Linked DNA regions of Homo sapiens: region 1 is linked to region 2. Evidence: chromatin loops called from intact Hi-C (ENCODE). Cell type or tissue: GM12878. All regions are shown on one strand.

Evidence for each region. Peaks named below come from ENCODE experiments on the same cell type or tissue, not always from the same donor. Only the 100,000 strongest peaks of a DNase experiment are listed, where the experiment ranks them.
Region 1: it touches region 2 in a loop (5-fold over the local background); 3 of 110 quality-filtered maps call a loop at or near these places.

The regions. Positions count from the first base shown.
Region 1 is chr6:150,717,790-150,725,789 of GRCh38, forward strand. All of the region lies in intron 2 of PLEKHG1 (pleckstrin homology and RhoGEF domain containing G1), which reads left to right. Among named protein-coding and RNA genes, the nearest start is that of PLEKHG1, 120 kb to the left of the region's middle. RefSeq lists an enhancer at 1-567. In GM12878, no CTCF peak of the experiment used is centred here; DNase peaks (open chromatin) are centred at 3,182 and 6,561; H3K4me3 peaks cover 584 bases; H3K27ac peaks cover 342 bases.
Region 2 is chr6:150,632,213-150,640,212 of GRCh38, forward strand. The region is part of intron 1 of PLEKHG1 (pleckstrin homology and RhoGEF domain containing G1); the gene reads left to right. Among named protein-coding and RNA genes, the nearest start is that of PLEKHG1, 36 kb to the left of the region's middle. RefSeq lists enhancers at 1,107-1,236, 1,267-1,316, 4,682-4,901. In GM12878, no CTCF peak of the experiment used is centred here; DNase peaks (open chromatin) are centred at 770 and 4,819; H3K4me3 peaks cover 5,105 bases; H3K27ac peaks cover 6,397 bases.

The sequences.
Region 1 (8,000 bases), 86 kb after region 2:
TTTGGGCTAGGCACAGTGGCTCACACCTGTAATCCCAGCACTTTGGGAGGCCGAGGAGGGCAGATCACCTGAGATCAGGAGTTGGAGACCCGCCTCGACAATATGGGGAAACCCTGTCTGTACTAAAAATACAAAAAAATTAGCTGGGTGTGGTGGTGCACACCTGTAGTCCCAGCTACTCAGGAGGCTGAGGTGGCAGGATCGCTTGAACCTGGGAGGCAGAGGTTGCAGTAGGCCGAGATAGTGACACTGCATCCAGGCTGGGTGACAGAGCGAGATTCTGTCTCAAAAAAATAAATTAATTAGATAAAAAATTAAATGTTGCTGAGCAAAAATAATCTTTTCACCCAGTGTTAGTATGGGCAAATAAATTATACAGCAAAAAGTGGCAAGGATACCAGCATCTGTGCCTTTTGTGTGTCTTAAGATTGTTCATTTTCCCTGCATGAACAAAAGCCTGGTGGCAAACCAGCAGCGCACCTCCAAGAAATGTTAACGGTTCAGTGTGTCCAGCATGTGGAATATGTGGTGGGGAGCACTGGAACGCAGAACCACTGCAGAGCTAAATGGGGAGAAACCAGGGTCTTAAGAAAATACTGAAGTGTAGAAGGCGCCTCTGCTCTCAGGTGTGAAAGAACCTGGACCATTGCTCAATAAATGGAGGTGTTTCTTCCCTTTACTTTTTTTTTTTTTTTTTTGAGACAGAGTGTCACTCTGTCACCCAGACTGGAGTGCAGAGGCACGATCTCGGCTCACTACAACCTCCACCTCCCTGGTTCAAGTGATTCTCCTGCCTCAGCCTCCCGAGTAGCTGGGATTATAGGCATGCACCACCACGTCTGGCTAATTTTTGTGTTTTTAGTAGAGACGAGGTTTCATCATGTTGGTCAGGCTAGTCTCGAACTTCTGACCTCGTGATCCACCTGCCTTGGCTTCCCAAAGTGCTGGGATTATAGGCGTAAGCCACCGCGCCTGGCCTTTCTTCCCTTTTCTTTTCCTTCCTGCTAGTATGTGAATGTATTATCCCTCCCCAGGCCTCATGCGCTATCCATTGGTTAATTTATTCAAGCAAATACTTGGTACTAGGATCAATATAAAGGCAAAAAAAAAAAAATGTGTTTGTGTGTGTGTGTATTCCCTGCTCTGAAAAAGCTTAATATTTAAAAAATGAAATTCAACATACTTTAAATCTTTGATATTTGTAGATGCAGTTTAGGTGCTTTCACTTATTTGCAAGTTATAGGAGAGGTCTTTACTTACACAAGTTGATGATTTTGCTAAAGCAGAAACCGCGGATGAACTAATAAATGACTGTCCCATAGGACCCAATATGGCCCCCGCTGTCACTTCAAAGCTGTCCTTCAGGACTGTCACTTTTCTGGTGGGTAAGCTTAGCAAACTGCCCACCATCCACACACACAGCAACTTTGCTGTCTTTGTTTACGTTTAACATACATGGAATCTCTCAGAAATAGCACTTTAGAAACATGTTTCTTGGCAAAAAGCAAAAAAAAAAATCCAAGTACAATGTAATTTTATTGGAAGTTAAAAGTAGCTGTGTTGTGATCTGAGGCTGTGCACGATGGATGAGTCATTAGGAAGCCTAGAACCTCTGTGTATTTTATCCCATCTAAGAGTTTAGAGCTTTGTGTCTGCCTCGAGAATATCAAATCTATGGTATAGGAAGGTTCCCTGCCCCCAACAGCTACCATGCAGGGTAGGAGTGAGACACTTAGAAAACGATTAAATATGAGACCACATGATCCTTACTCTAAGTGTAATAAACAGCTGTTAAAGTAATGGAAAGAGCTGTGGGTTGGAGTGGTTGTAGCAGATCAAACGGGAGCTTGATGTGAGCTGGCTCTTCGTTGAGCAGGAGGGAAGAGCCCAGCTTAGGCACTGGTATGGGAGACACAGACATGATGTGGGAAGCCACAGGGGTTGCTGTGGAGGCCAGAATAGAGGATGAAGAGTCTCCACAGCCCAGGGAGGACCCTGCCTCTCAAACTGCCTTCTCAGCATGCTGGATTTACTGATTTCCATCAAACTGGTGAATTTTGTGAGAAATTCCAACAAGTTGTCTTCTGAACTATTTCCTTTAAAAATCACTTATTTAAATAGCCATGTGTAGGTTCAGCCTGATTTGAAAGGAAATCAGCATTAAAACAAATTATCCTATTATGTTGTTAGTTTAAAATCACTTAATAGGCATGACAGAAATAGCTATGTTAAGAATGATCTGCTAGTGGTGTTTTCCATAACCACAAATGAATGCTTTAAATGGAACTTCTATTTAAAGGGTTTTCATCCTTTGAAATAGTTCAGTTTTAGATGTCTATGCAAAGACATAATCCATATTTTGAATTTGAGTTCCACAGTGCAGTGGTATCAGTTTTCAATAGCATTTTTGTGCTTCTGGAGACCTTCGTTTAAAGAACTCAAGATCTTTGTCAAATATACGCCTTCTGAATCTTTCTATAAAAATAGATATAGCATTTTAAGAAGGACTGGTGGTCTTAGAGAAATCAAAAACCCAAAATAATTGGAAGGTCTCACTTACTAAAGTATTGTATGAATACTAGATCATTCTGTCTTTACTACTTAGTATTTATGAATATATAATCACAGAACTTAACTGTTCTCCAAAGAAATGCATGTACATACCAATTTTAGGTATTTGTCTTCAGATACGCTTTTTAAATGTTTTTTAAATGTCAGCCTTAAATGTTTTCTCCTTAAACTTTGTTCACCTAAAATTCTATCAAGTGTCTTGTTAACAGAAACTAATTATCCAAACTGCCTTCCACTGGCTGTTATTCACACCCCACCCCCACCCCAACCTGCATTTTAAAACTTCAGTTTAAAGATGTGTCCGTTTACTTTGAAAGTGAAAAGATGTGTCCCTTTACTTTGAAACAAGCCCATGATTCAGGAAGTGAACTTAAAAATTTCAGAGCTCCAAAGATCTTGCTTATTTTATGGAGTTTAATGAGAACTGTGGCCAGAGCCAGGAAGGTGAAACCCAGCAGCTTTGGGCGAGTGTGGGTTGTATTTGATGTTCACAAAAGAATGGAAGTGGTAGGGTGTTGCTCAGTGAAGTGTGCATTTTCGAGTTACCCACAGTGGTGTCTATTGTCCTGTTTCTCAATTGAATGATGTCATGTTTCATTTAAGGCTCTTAGTGATGCTGAAGTCTGTGGTCTGCACACTAGGGGGAAAAAGGCAGTGAGAAAGTTGCAAATCAGGTTTTTGTAAAGCCTTTGTGTGTTGGGTTTGGGAGATAAAAGCTGACTCATGCAATATTTCTACGGAAGGCGCTGCACAGACTAGCAAAGGCTGTTTCTTTTACCTGACTGAGGTCACTGCATCAGCTGAAGGCAGACGATGTGCTTAAGCCTGAGTGGAGCAGAGGTAGGTGCTAATGTGAGTGTCCCCAAAGAAAGGATGCAGGAACAAACGCTCCTTCCCTCTGGGAGCAGCCAGAGAGGTCCACCGAGGTGAGAAGGGGTCGCAGGGGGGGCTTTCTTCACAAGTGTGCAGGGACGGAAGCTTGGCTGGATCAAGGAAAACTCTCTGTTACAAATGCGATAGACTGAAGTCTGGAAGATGATTTTTTTCTCCCCCTCCATCTGAACTGCAGCCTGTCTTCAATAGTTTTTGTCTTAGTTTCATCTGATTTTGCTCTTTCCTTAAAGTGAGGTTGAAATATCTAGAGAGCTGATGTATCTGACTCTGGGGAGAACTCTAAAATCCTCAGTTGTCACGCGCCGAATGCCCAACATTTTCATATGCTTTCTTTTTGAGGTTCATATGCAGTCAAAGTTGGAGGAACAAAATAAATGTTTGCAAATGTATGCTTAGCAACTGCAGTGATGAAGTTTAGTCTGAGTCTAGTGGCAACCAAAGTTGCCTAAGAAAATGCAGTTTCCATTTTGAGTGTTTCTCGGTAAGAAACACTTTTGTGAGGAACAATGATTGGGGCAAAGGAGGCGTGGATTGTATTCAATGCCGTTGTCCATTGGAATCTGATTTCATTTGGCTTCATTATTTGAATTTAATGATGCATTTTGAAAGATATTTATATTCAGCATTCCTTAATCACATATTGAATATAAAAATTATTTTAATTTAAAATATTTAGATATCTGACACCAATTGACATTGTGATTTTAATTTCCTTAAATAACTTTTTCAGATTATAAAAGTAATACAGCTATTGAAGAAGAGATATTTACAGAGAAATATGAAAGGAACAAAATTATTCGTTTTACTCAGTAAAACCGATGTTAACATTTTATTATATATTCCTTCAATCTATTTCTAATGTAGACAATAAAGAAGCCGCATTTTAAATTCAAAATTAGGATCGTATTATATGTTTTTTAAACTACCCATTTTACTCACTGTATATTATGACCATTTTCTATACTTTTAAAGATTTGAGAAGACGTGACATTTAATCATTTTACATTGTACCTTCTAAATGGCTTTATTTACTTGGATCTCTGTTACTAGTCACTTTAATTTCTCTGCCTCCTTTTCTTTTTTCTTTTTCTTTTCTTTTTTTTTTTTTTTTTTTTTTGAGACTGAGTCTCGCTCTGTCACCCAGGCTGGAGTGCAGTGGCACGATCTTGGCTCACTGCAACCTCCACTTCCTGGGTTCAAGCGATTCTCCTGCCATAGTTTCCTGAGTAGCTGGGATTACAGGCACGCGCCACCATGCCCGGCTAATTTTTGTATTTTTAGTAGAGACAGGGTTTCACCATGTTAGCCAGGCTGGTCTCAAACTCCTGACCTTGTGATCCGCCCGCCTTGGGCTCCCAAAGTGCTGGGATTACAGGCGTGAGCCACTGCGCCCTGCCTCTTCCTCCTTTTTTAAAAGAACATGTCTAATGTACTTCATGGATTTATTTGTTTGGAGTGCTATTGTTAGTCACTTGGAATTTGCCTCTTCTTCCTCCTCCTTTTTCTTTAAGAAAATGTTATTTCTCTTGGTGCCTCCCTCCCAGCTGTGCAGGGATGTTTTGGAACTGAGTGCGTTCCATACAGATGGAGCTTGTATATATAACCATCACTGTTTAGTTACTGCCTTGAGACTGATAATTTTACACTAACAGGAAGGTACTGTTCAAAGCAAAGCTGGAGCATAGATTATTATTTAATCTAAATTACAAATAGAGATTTTTTTAGCCTTTGAAAAACTCGGTGATACACAGTTTTTCATCATCCAAGACCTGGCATTCGTAGGATGTAGAAGAAACTGCTATTAGAGGGCCACTGCTTGTGCTGTGCCTCCAGCTGGGAAGAGGCCGTGCAGTCGTGACAGCCAGTGGTTTGCTGGGTTTTCAGGATTGGAGTCATGGCCCAAAGATTGGATGAGACTTGGAGAAGTCACCTAGTCCAGCTGCCTCACATACAAGGAAACCAGAGATGCAAAGATCAGTACAAACCCCGGGGGGTGCAGAGCCAGGGCAAACATGCAAATCCTCTGACCAAAAGGGAGTATTAGGACATAATTTAATTTCCGGTTGGTTCTCTGAAATGTGTTTATACAGAGGGTTGTGGATATATGCATTCCTGTGCACACATAGCCACACACTGTGTAGTCCCTTTTGGCATATGGTACCATGTGCTTTAGACAAGCAGCTTATGTTGAGTCCTTCATTTCCTGATCTCTAAGTTCCTTTTCTACCCTACTATTTTATGAGTACAAGGAAGGATGGACTAGAAGTTAGAAAATCTAGTCTCTGATTCATAGTTCAACTTTGAGCATGATGTTATATAATCTCTGCTTTTTTTTCCCCATCTATACAGTTTTCAAAAAGTAATGAGACACATGAAAGAGCATTGAGGTTGGTTTTGGGGGCTTTTTAAGGATAATTTTGACATAGAATTGTAGCAGCTGTATCATAATAAGGCTCACCTGTTATAATAGAGACTGTTTGGGTTCTCTCTTATTGCTTAACCAATCACACTGGAACCTAATGGCTTGAAACAACAAACATTTATAATAGCTCAAGGGTTCTGTGAGGCAAGAATTCAGGAAAGGCTGTGCTAGGTGATTCTGGCTTGGGGACCGTCATAAAATTGTACTCAGACATGACAGGGCTGGGGTCATCTGAAAGGCTTCTCATCCACATGTCCAATGTCTTGGCTGGAAACACAGCAGGGGCTGTAACAGCCAGGGTTCCTTGGGCATCCCTCTGTGTATCACTGCGGTCTCATCATGTGGTTTCTGTGGTGTGGCAGAGTCAGGATAACCAGACTTTTAAATGTGGTGCCTCAGGGCATGTCTAGCACCAGTGACTGCAAGGTTTTGCCTGTCTTTGTGCTCTGCCATACCCTAGGGCACTGGTATCCTTCTTAGAGTGGAGGCAAGGTTTCTGCCACATCTGGGTTCCAGCATGAAGAGGAAAGAATGTGGAGTAATAAAATCTAATGTCTTGAGAAATAGACTCCCAAAGGGGCATATATCGTTTCTACTGGTGAGAACTTGACCACATGGCCAATATCTAAAGGCAGAGGAGGCTGGGAAATGTGCTCAGTGAAAACTCCATCACTAAAGAAAAGGGTAGAGTGGATTTTGGTAGACAACTAACAGTCCCTCTCTGAGTGGTAACACAGTGGATGGTTCTGGGTGCCCCAAATAATTTCCTTCATCCCCCACACTAAGTCACCACACACAAAAAAAGCATACAACAAAAGTAAAAACAGCTGCATTTGCATAAAAAGCCTTTAGAGAATTTCTTTCTTTTCTTTTTTCTTTTTCTTTTTTTTTTTTTTTTTTTGAGATGGAGTTTCAGTCTGTCACCCAGGCTGGAGTGAAGTGGTGTGATCTCGGCTCACTGCAACCTCCACTCCCCAGGTTCAAGTGATTCTCCTGCCTCAGCCTCCCAAGTAGCTGGGATTACATGCACCTGCCACTACGCCTGGCTAATTTTTGTATTTTTAGTAGAGACGGGGGTTTCATCATGTTGGCCAGGCTGGTCTCAAACTCCTGACCTCAGGTGATTCACCTGCCTCTGCCTTCCAAAGTGCCAGGATTATAGGCATGGGCCACCGCGCCTGGCCTAGGGAATTTCTTTAGGTTCTTTTTCACCAGACTGCTCCAGAGACACCCCTTAGCTAAGGCAATTTATCTAATGCATTAGCTGCCTTAAGTAGATGCTTAATCCCTACTCAACTGAGGTAGCCATTATACCTCTTAGTTTCCATTGACTAGTGTCTTAGTCCATTTATGCTGCTGTAACAAAATAGCTTAAACTGGGTGACTTACAAGGAACAGAAATTGATTGCTCACAGTTCCAGAGAGTGGGAAGTCCAGGATCAAGGCGCCAACAGATTGTGTGTCTGGTGAGGGCCTGTTCCTCCTAGATGGTGCCCTCCTGTGTATCCTCACATGGCAGAAGGAGCAAACAAGCTCCCTCTGTCCTCTTTTATAAGGGCATTAATCTCATTCATGAGGGTAGAGCCCTCATGACCTAATCATCTCCCAACAGCCCCCCCTCCTAATACCATCACCTTGGTGAGTAAGTTTCAACATATGAATTTTGAGAAGGGCACAGACATTCATACCATAGCAATTAATATAGGAATCAATCGGTAAATTATCTGAGTATTTAGTATCTGACTTTACAGCTTGAAGGAATCTTTGTTCCTCTTCGTTCAACCCCTCACCTCCTGTTTGAATGAAAATATTTTTGCAAAATATCTTTTCTCATTCTTGATCTTCTTGTACAAATATGTGCTTTAACGCCTTGTTGGATGCATGGTTTGCAAATATTTTCTCCCATTCTGTAGGTTATCTCCTTGCTCAGTTGATGATTTCCTTTGCTGTGCAGAAGCTTTCTAGTTTGATGTAGTCTCACTTGTCTGTTTTTGCTTTTTGCTGTTGTTGCCTGTGCTTTTGGTGTCACATCCAAAAAATCATTGCCAAGACCAGTGTCATGAAGCTTTTCTCCCCTATGTTTTTTTTTTCTTTTTTTTTCTTAGAGGCTTTA
Region 2 (8,000 bases):
CAAAGCTGGAAGAAATCACCAGGGTATGGGCCACGATTGTCTCTGGCTTACAAGTGATGGTTTTTCCTTGCTTTTCTTTATTCTCTGGACTTTTTTTAACAGTAGGGAGTTGTGATTTTTATAACTTGAAAAGTAAATGTAAAGATTTCTTCCAAAGTTTGTCTTTTTGTCTGCTTTTATCATCGGCCTTGGCCAACCGGACACACCTAGGGCTGCTCTCAGGGCCTTGGGTGTCTATGGAGGACAGTCAGACTTGGTGGCCTGGGCCTTGGTCCTGGGCAAGGTGGGCAGGTTGGAGAGGCCCCCAGGCGAGTGTTGCCTGCATTGGCCATACCCCTCTACCTGGCCTCTCCCGCTTCCTCCATGCCCTGTTCTCAACAGGATGGCAGGAACACATGCAGGCTGGTAACAAATGTCCTAGGGCCATTATTCAGGAGCAAAAAACAAAGGAGAGAATAATTTCACAAACATCTATTCTTACATGGGCAGTCTTGGTGACAGGATACTGATAGTTAAAAGACAAGGAATGGGTAATTGAGGAGAACTTTAACTTCAAGTGATGTTTTAAAGAATACTTTATAAGACCTTCTGCCGTGAAATGATACATGTCACTAATCGCTGGTTTAATTTGCCAAAAAGTTTCTGGGGAAACGAGCTTGAGGATCAAAGACTAAAATTTGCATATATGTCTAGTATGATTTCATTTGAATTTCCCCTTTCTAACTTAGCTGATATTTTGCTAATGACTTCTGTAGTTTCGCTTTTAAAACTGTTCTGTGAAAATACCTTATGCAGTGCTTTCTTAAAAGCCCCATTTGTTTACTTTTACTAAGCTGAAAGCACACTTTACGTCTGGGAGCAACCAAATAACAGATTTGCTCTCCTTTGAGGACTCATCATTCAGTTAAACATTTTTGAATAATGACAGTGGGTCTTGGGTTTCAAAGATGAGACCCAATTTCTGCACTTGAGGAAACCACAGGTCTAATCGGAGGGCAACAGTGTCATCTGGAAGTGCCGGCTCAGGGATGCCGTCCTGACGGAAGTCATGAATGCTGGAAGTGGGTCTCGCAGGGTGAGAGGAGTCACCAGGTAAAGATGGGTTGGAAGGACCTGGCAGGCAGAGCAGGGAGCAGGACCCCAGTCCAGGGCAGCAGGGAAGCGGGAGTCTGGGCAGAGCTGATTCCAGGCAGCTCAGTATTGCTGGCCTGTGCATCCTGAGACTTATCCGAGTCGCAGGTGAAGCTGGTGGGAATCAGGCAGAGTGCAGAGCTTTAGCTGGGGCAGGGTTAGCCAAGAGCCTGTCATGGAGCTGCTCTCTGGGCACTGGGAAACATAAGTCTGGAGGCTTTGGCTGCAGCTGCAGATAAAGATGCAGGGGCCTCTGACGATGGGGGCCTTAGTCATCTCAGAGGTGGTGCAGAGGGTAGAAGCCTGACTGGGGTCAGAGATGAGGAAGGAGAGGGTCAGAAACAGTGATTCTAAACCAATTTGGTTGAGGCAGAAGATACTAATGGCCGAGGGGAGGAGAGAGGGAGCGTAGGCTCTAAAGGGGAAGCTTGTTAGGAATGATCCATTGTATCATCCTCCGTGGAGGCTGAGAGTCAGTGCAGAGGGTGAGTTTGGATGTATGGGAGGCAGCAGTGAATGGCCGAGATGGAGAGTGCTGGTGACCAGGTTGCCCCTCCACAGTTCTGACTGTCCCTTTTCTGTACCTGAGGGAGGAGGGGAAAAAGAGTGAAGTTGAGGCTGGGCGTGGTGGCTCAGGCCTGTAATCCCAGCACTTTGGGAGGCCGAGGCAGGCGAATCACCTGAGATCAGGAGTTGGAGACCAGCCTGACCTACATAGAGAAACCCCGTCTCTACTAACAACAACAAAAAAAAATCCGGGCGTGGTGGCAGGTGCCTGTAATCCCAGCTACTCTGGAGGCTGAGGCAGGAGAATCACTTGAACCCAGGAGGCAGAGGTTGCAGTGAGCTGAGATCGAGCCATTGCACTCCAGCCTGGCCAACAAGAGCAAAACTCGATCTCCCCCCCAAAAAAAAAAAAGAAAAAAAGAGGAAGAAGAAAAAAAAAAGAACTGTGATCAAGCAGCCACATGGGAGGTAGAAAATAATATGAGAATGTAGTAAAATATGTGGCCTAGGGTAGGCTAGGAGAGCTTGATGGAGTTGGAGAAATTTTAAAGCAGTAGTTGGGGAGAAAAAGGATGGGAAGCTCAGGAGGCACATAGTATGCCCTCAGTATGTTATCCAGTGCCACACTGACTTCCACAAGAAAACCACACTCAAGACTAACTTGAAAAGTGCATAGAGGTCAGAAACTCAGCTTTGGGATAAAGCATTTTTTGTAAAGAATTAAGTGAATAAAAATAAACATCTAAAATATTTCAACTGAAAGAAAAAATAGATTCCCCATTATTAGAGCCAATGGTTTAAATTCAGACATATGGAAAAATTTAATTTTCAATTCCAGGCTTTAAGCCTAATTCTGGAAGAAAACCCATTAAAGTAATGAAGTAATAAAACAATTGAACAATAAATCTTGATTTTGTAGAGAACAGAACAAATGCTTGGAGATACGTCATCATTTTCATGCTTGTGGATTCATACAGACACCAGCATCTTTGCCTAAAAGTTACAAGGCTGTGGTTTGTAGCCGACCTCAGAGTAGGAGTGGGTAGGAATTTACAGGATGTTATTCTTCCAAGAAGAGTTGGGAGCATTTTTGGGGGATGTAGAAACTTAAAACAATCCAGGTGTTGAAGTAGTTAAGGGACTCTTTTTCTGGAAAAATAATTAGTTCTCAAACCTGTTTAATTTGAATATTCAATAGAGCTATCACCAGGAACCAAAGGAAATGAAAATGAGGGACAGATATGGTTCCTACCCTTCACGGGCTTATCACAGAATGCTTTGACTTTCACACAAATGTTTTACATCATTTCATTACCTTTACTCCAGCACATTCCAATTAGCCTCCTGGCAAGCAAGTAAATTGCAGCTTTCACAGACTTTTTTTCTTTTTAAATTTTGTTTTTGGAGTTGTGGAGACTGTGCTGCAAATTTTGCTCTTGATAAATGACATTGAAATGTTTTTAATGCCCCGAGATAATGAATGGGAATCTTAATAGTCTTCTAATTAAAATGAAAAATAGAAAAGTCATGAGTGGACATTTTAGGAGTGTAGTTCTGTTGTTTCTTGTTTTGGAATTTGTGGATACACTAAGTGTAATTTGTAATTAAAAACAATTGGGAAACAAGCATCTACTTTGAGCTAATTTTGTTCTTCTTAATGTTTCTAATCTCAGCTGTCTTCACTTATAGGACAATATCTGAGCTTACCTGGAGCCACATTTATAAAACATTATTTTCATAAGTTCAATTATATTAGTTATTATCACATGCATTTCCAGTGAGCTGTGTATGTGGCATTTTTTGGTTTTCTTAGTTGCTAGACTCTGGATTTTTAAGATAATTGATTTAACAACTTTTCAGGGAGCATAAATAAACTGTTAAATGTTCATGTTAATTATAAGCTACATCCTGATTTCAGGTATGTTTTTAAAACACTGTGTATCTTAAAAAAACGAAACCTGATAGAATTGCAGTGATCTGGCCAGGACTCGTCAAGCAGTTAAATATATTAAGGCCCCTGGTTTCATGCACTGTACAACACTCATAATGGGTGTTGATTATATGCTTGGTAACTAGTGGCTTACAGAAAGCAGGACTATGGGCTTTTTGTATTTTGAATTTAAAATAAATATTGTATCTTTTGGGTGTTAACAGAGGCATTTTTGAGTTGAAGGGTATGAAACAATTATTATCTTTATGGTGAGTTACTATTTGCAGATAAGTTAATGGCTTCCTGTGCAAATAACTGTGGAGTCAGCATACCTAAGACTTGAGTTTTCTCTAAAGAAAAAAACATTGTATCTATAGATACCTCTTCAGGGTCATTACACAAACTTCAAAGTATTAATGCTCATGAAAAGACCTCTATTTTGAATTTTTTCTATAAGTAACAGTTTTGCCATAAAATGGCCAGATCATTGTATGTAACTCATGACTTTTTTTAAAAAAAAAAGCTAGTGTAACACATGACACACACAGCCACACCTTTTGAGAGGGAGAGAGAAACAGCATTGTGTCTTTTGAGCCGTTCTGACGTGGATGAACTCTGGTTTCTCCAGCAGTAGCTGTGGTGGCAATGTGGAATATAAATGGCTTATTACTGTAATTAACGTGGCTCAGTTGGTCCCTTTTTTTTTTCTGTTTTTTGGTTCACTAGGGTCTTCTTCTTGTCCTTTTCTGTGATCATTCATCCTTCACAAGAGTACAGACATGGCCCCTGGACAGGAGAGCAGACCTTCCTTTCCTTGGTTTGTTTATACCCTTGCTTTCATATCAGAGTTTAGATAAAAATCTCTTATTTAATTATTTTTAGTTGGCTTCACATGTTTGGAGTTCTAGGTTGTTCTCATTTTGAAATATTCTCTGTTAGAAGTTAGATACCTTGTGAATAAGAGTTGACCCATTGTGCTCTAAGTGGATGTATTGTTTTAAAAATCTAAAGTTTGGAAAGGGTGAAATCAAATATAAAAAACTTATTCCTCAAGTACAGTCACTGCTAACAGTTGCTATATTTGTCTTGTCTCCAACTTATTTCTTTTCTAAAGCATCTATTGAACCTTGGTCTGAAAAATGACATTAGCATCCTTTATTCATTTCTTCTACCCTATGACTAAGATGTCAAACTAGTCCTGGTTTACACAGGACTTTCCCAGTTTTAGCTCTGAAAGTCCCATATGCGGGAACCCCCTTGGTCCCAAGAGGGTCTGTCACCCTACTCATGACCTCCCAATTAGCTAGACTCTGCCTATTACAGTGTCACAGTTAATACACTTATTTCTTATTTCTATAGCCAAACTATGAATATGTTTTTTGTTTTGTCTCTGAGTGGCTTCTGAAAACCTAAAGCCATTATGCAAATATTATTCACTGCGGAGCCGAGTAATAGAATTAGATCCATAGAGAAAGAACTCCCATCGTGGGTCATGAAATTTTGCCACTTGAAGGAGATTTTCCCAGTAGCTTCACTTCTTTATAGACATTTCTCTGCTTTGGGGTTATATTTAGCTTTTACTGTTTTTTGTTTGTTTGTTTGTTTTTGGGTTTTTTTTTTTACTTTTTTAATTTCATGTCATCCTCTTCCTTAGATTCCTTTTTTCATTTGGTAGGCTCCTCCCTTTGAGTAACTTTTGATGTATAATATGCATAGATGGTAAGCACTGTTATTGCATGTTTGAAAATGTCTGATTTTGCTTTCACACTTGATTATTTCAGTCTAGATTCAAAATTATTGTTTCTGAACTTTGAAGGCATTGCACCTCTGATACCTACAATCTAGTGTAGCCAATAAGTCTGATGTTAGACTTACGACATAGTTGATTGTGTGTGTGAGTGTGTGTGTGTCTTTTTACCTCTTTGAACCATATAGGACTTTTTGCTTTATCCTTAGTTCTAAAATTTCACCACTATCTTTTTGTCATCGGTCCTTTTATTTTTGAGCTTTACTATCTGAAGTCTTCTCTAGCTTAGGATATTTTCTCCCCACTAATATTAATGTATCTTCACCTAGAAATCGAGTAGGTGGATTTTAGGCCTCTTGAAAGCGATTCTTTATTATTTTCCTTCTCTTTGTTTTTTATTGTATGTATTAGAGATTTCCTTGGCTTAAATTTTCCAGCCTACTGAATGAGGGCTTAGCCATATAAATGCTATCATTTAGTCCATTAGATTTATATTTTGGCACTTACTTGTTTAAAATCTGAGCGCTTTCTCATTCTTGTTATTCTTTCCAGGAAAGGAGAGTGAATATCTATGGATATTGCCCTGGCCCTTAAGAAGGTATTGTTCTTCAAAGATGATCTTCTTGGATTGCTTAGAATTTTTATTTTCCAGCATCAGAAGCACATACTGAATTTATTAAATTTTAGATAGAATGTATTTCTGTTTTCCACCAAGGCCGCAGCTCCGGCTAAGTTAGGTGTCTTATGGCTCCCTGGAATAATTTAGTCTTTCCTACCTCCTGTGCTCTCATGTCGTTTTTTAATGTGTTTCCTTCCATCTCCCAAGTCTTCTGTAAAAGCTAGTCCAATTGCCCTCCTTCCACCTCAAGTACACAGAAGGTTCTGGAACACCACCCCTCCCCCTACCACTCAGCCAGAAGCTGATTTTTTCCTAACATTCATTGACCCTTGCTTGAACCTTTCTTCTCATTGCCCCTCCCTCTCTTGCCAGGGTCACTCCTGCTAGTGTAGAATTTCTGAAATGAAGGTAAATAAAGGTGTCAAGAGGACAAGAAAATTCCCAAACATGAGAGGGAGAGGATGGAGAGTTCTGGGGGCAGGTAGAAGCCCCCTTGCCAGGTACCCCTTGTGTAACAATTGCTGTTCAGTGGTGGGGAGCTTACATTTCTGCCTCTTACCTAAAAACTTAATTAAACTGAAACTTAATTTCTCAAATTATTTTATGTTCCAAAAATCAGTTCTAAGTCAAAACTGGTGAATAGATGACCAAAATAGAAGCTATTAGAATTCTCTTTATATAGCAGGGAATAGAATTATATAACCTGGATGCATTCCTGAAATTTCTTTGTGGTTTGGCTTCAGTAAATTACTACTTTACCTACAGCTTTAAAAGTATATTTAGACTTAAGTTTAAAGAGTGATAACCACATGTGTAAACATCATTGAATACCATTCTTTTAATGAGTGGGGAATGTTATTTATATTCTGTCTTCACTTCCTCTGGAAAGCCCATTTCTTTTGGGAAGGCTTTAACTTATATTGTACTCACCTTAGAAAGTGAAAAGAATTCACTTTAGTATATTTTAACCCAGCCACAAAATTTTCACTGTTGCTGCTGAGAACCGCTTGGCCCCAATCTCTGAGTACAGTGTTTTAAAATTGAACTGTCTTAAAATAGCAAGACAATATATATGCCACTAGAATAGAGGATGGGTATGTTTAAGGGATTCAAATAACCCTTATTAATGCATTAATTTTTAAAAATGCTATATATTTCTCTATTTTTCTTTTTTAATTTTTAAGAAATTGACAATGAACATATTCATGGAATACATAATGATGTTCATCATCTGCAACATTTATCATTTTTTTGTGTTTGGAATATTCAGTATCCTTCTAGCTATTTGGAACTACGTATTATTGTTAATTACAGTCATCCTCTGGTGATCTAGAACACTAGAATTTATTCATCCTGTCTAGCTGTAATTTTATGTCCTTTAACAAATCTGTTCCTATCCTTTTTTTTTTTTATTTTGAAAAACAATTTTGCAGTTAGTATTTCAATGAGACAATGAAGCAGGCAGGTGAGTGGGAACCGATGACCAAGAGCTTCCTGGGCTGGCCTGAAGAGTCTGGGCTCATCTACATAGTGATGGGGACCATGGGAAGGATTGAAGCAAAGAACTCCATATGATCATGTTTATCGTGTAGCTGTCAGGGTGCAAGTAGACTGGGAGGCAGACCAGAGGGGAGGTCTTGTGTAATGCATGTCGGAAAGCAATGGAGCCATGGACCAGGCAGGAATTATGGTTCCTGTTCAATTCTGAACTTTTATTCTGTATCAATGATGCTGCCATTAGACTAATTTGCTGGTTATTTTATAAAGAGTCCTTTTAGGGCTAGAAGGGACCTCGGAGGTTTCTACGCAACTCTGTCATTTTGTAAATGGAAAAACCCTAAGGCCTAAAGAAGTGAAATGACTCCTCCAAGTCGGACAGCTCCTTAATAGCAGATCTTGGCCTTGGGCCCAAATCTTTCGATTCCAAAGCCACTGCTTTCCCTGTAGGGTTACCCATCTGGCCCTACCTGCTGTCTGCTAAGCACATGCCCAGGCCGGCGTCCCGCCAGTAGGACCGATCACCTGATTGTTGATGGTGCAGAATGTGATATTGACAGACTTTCTAT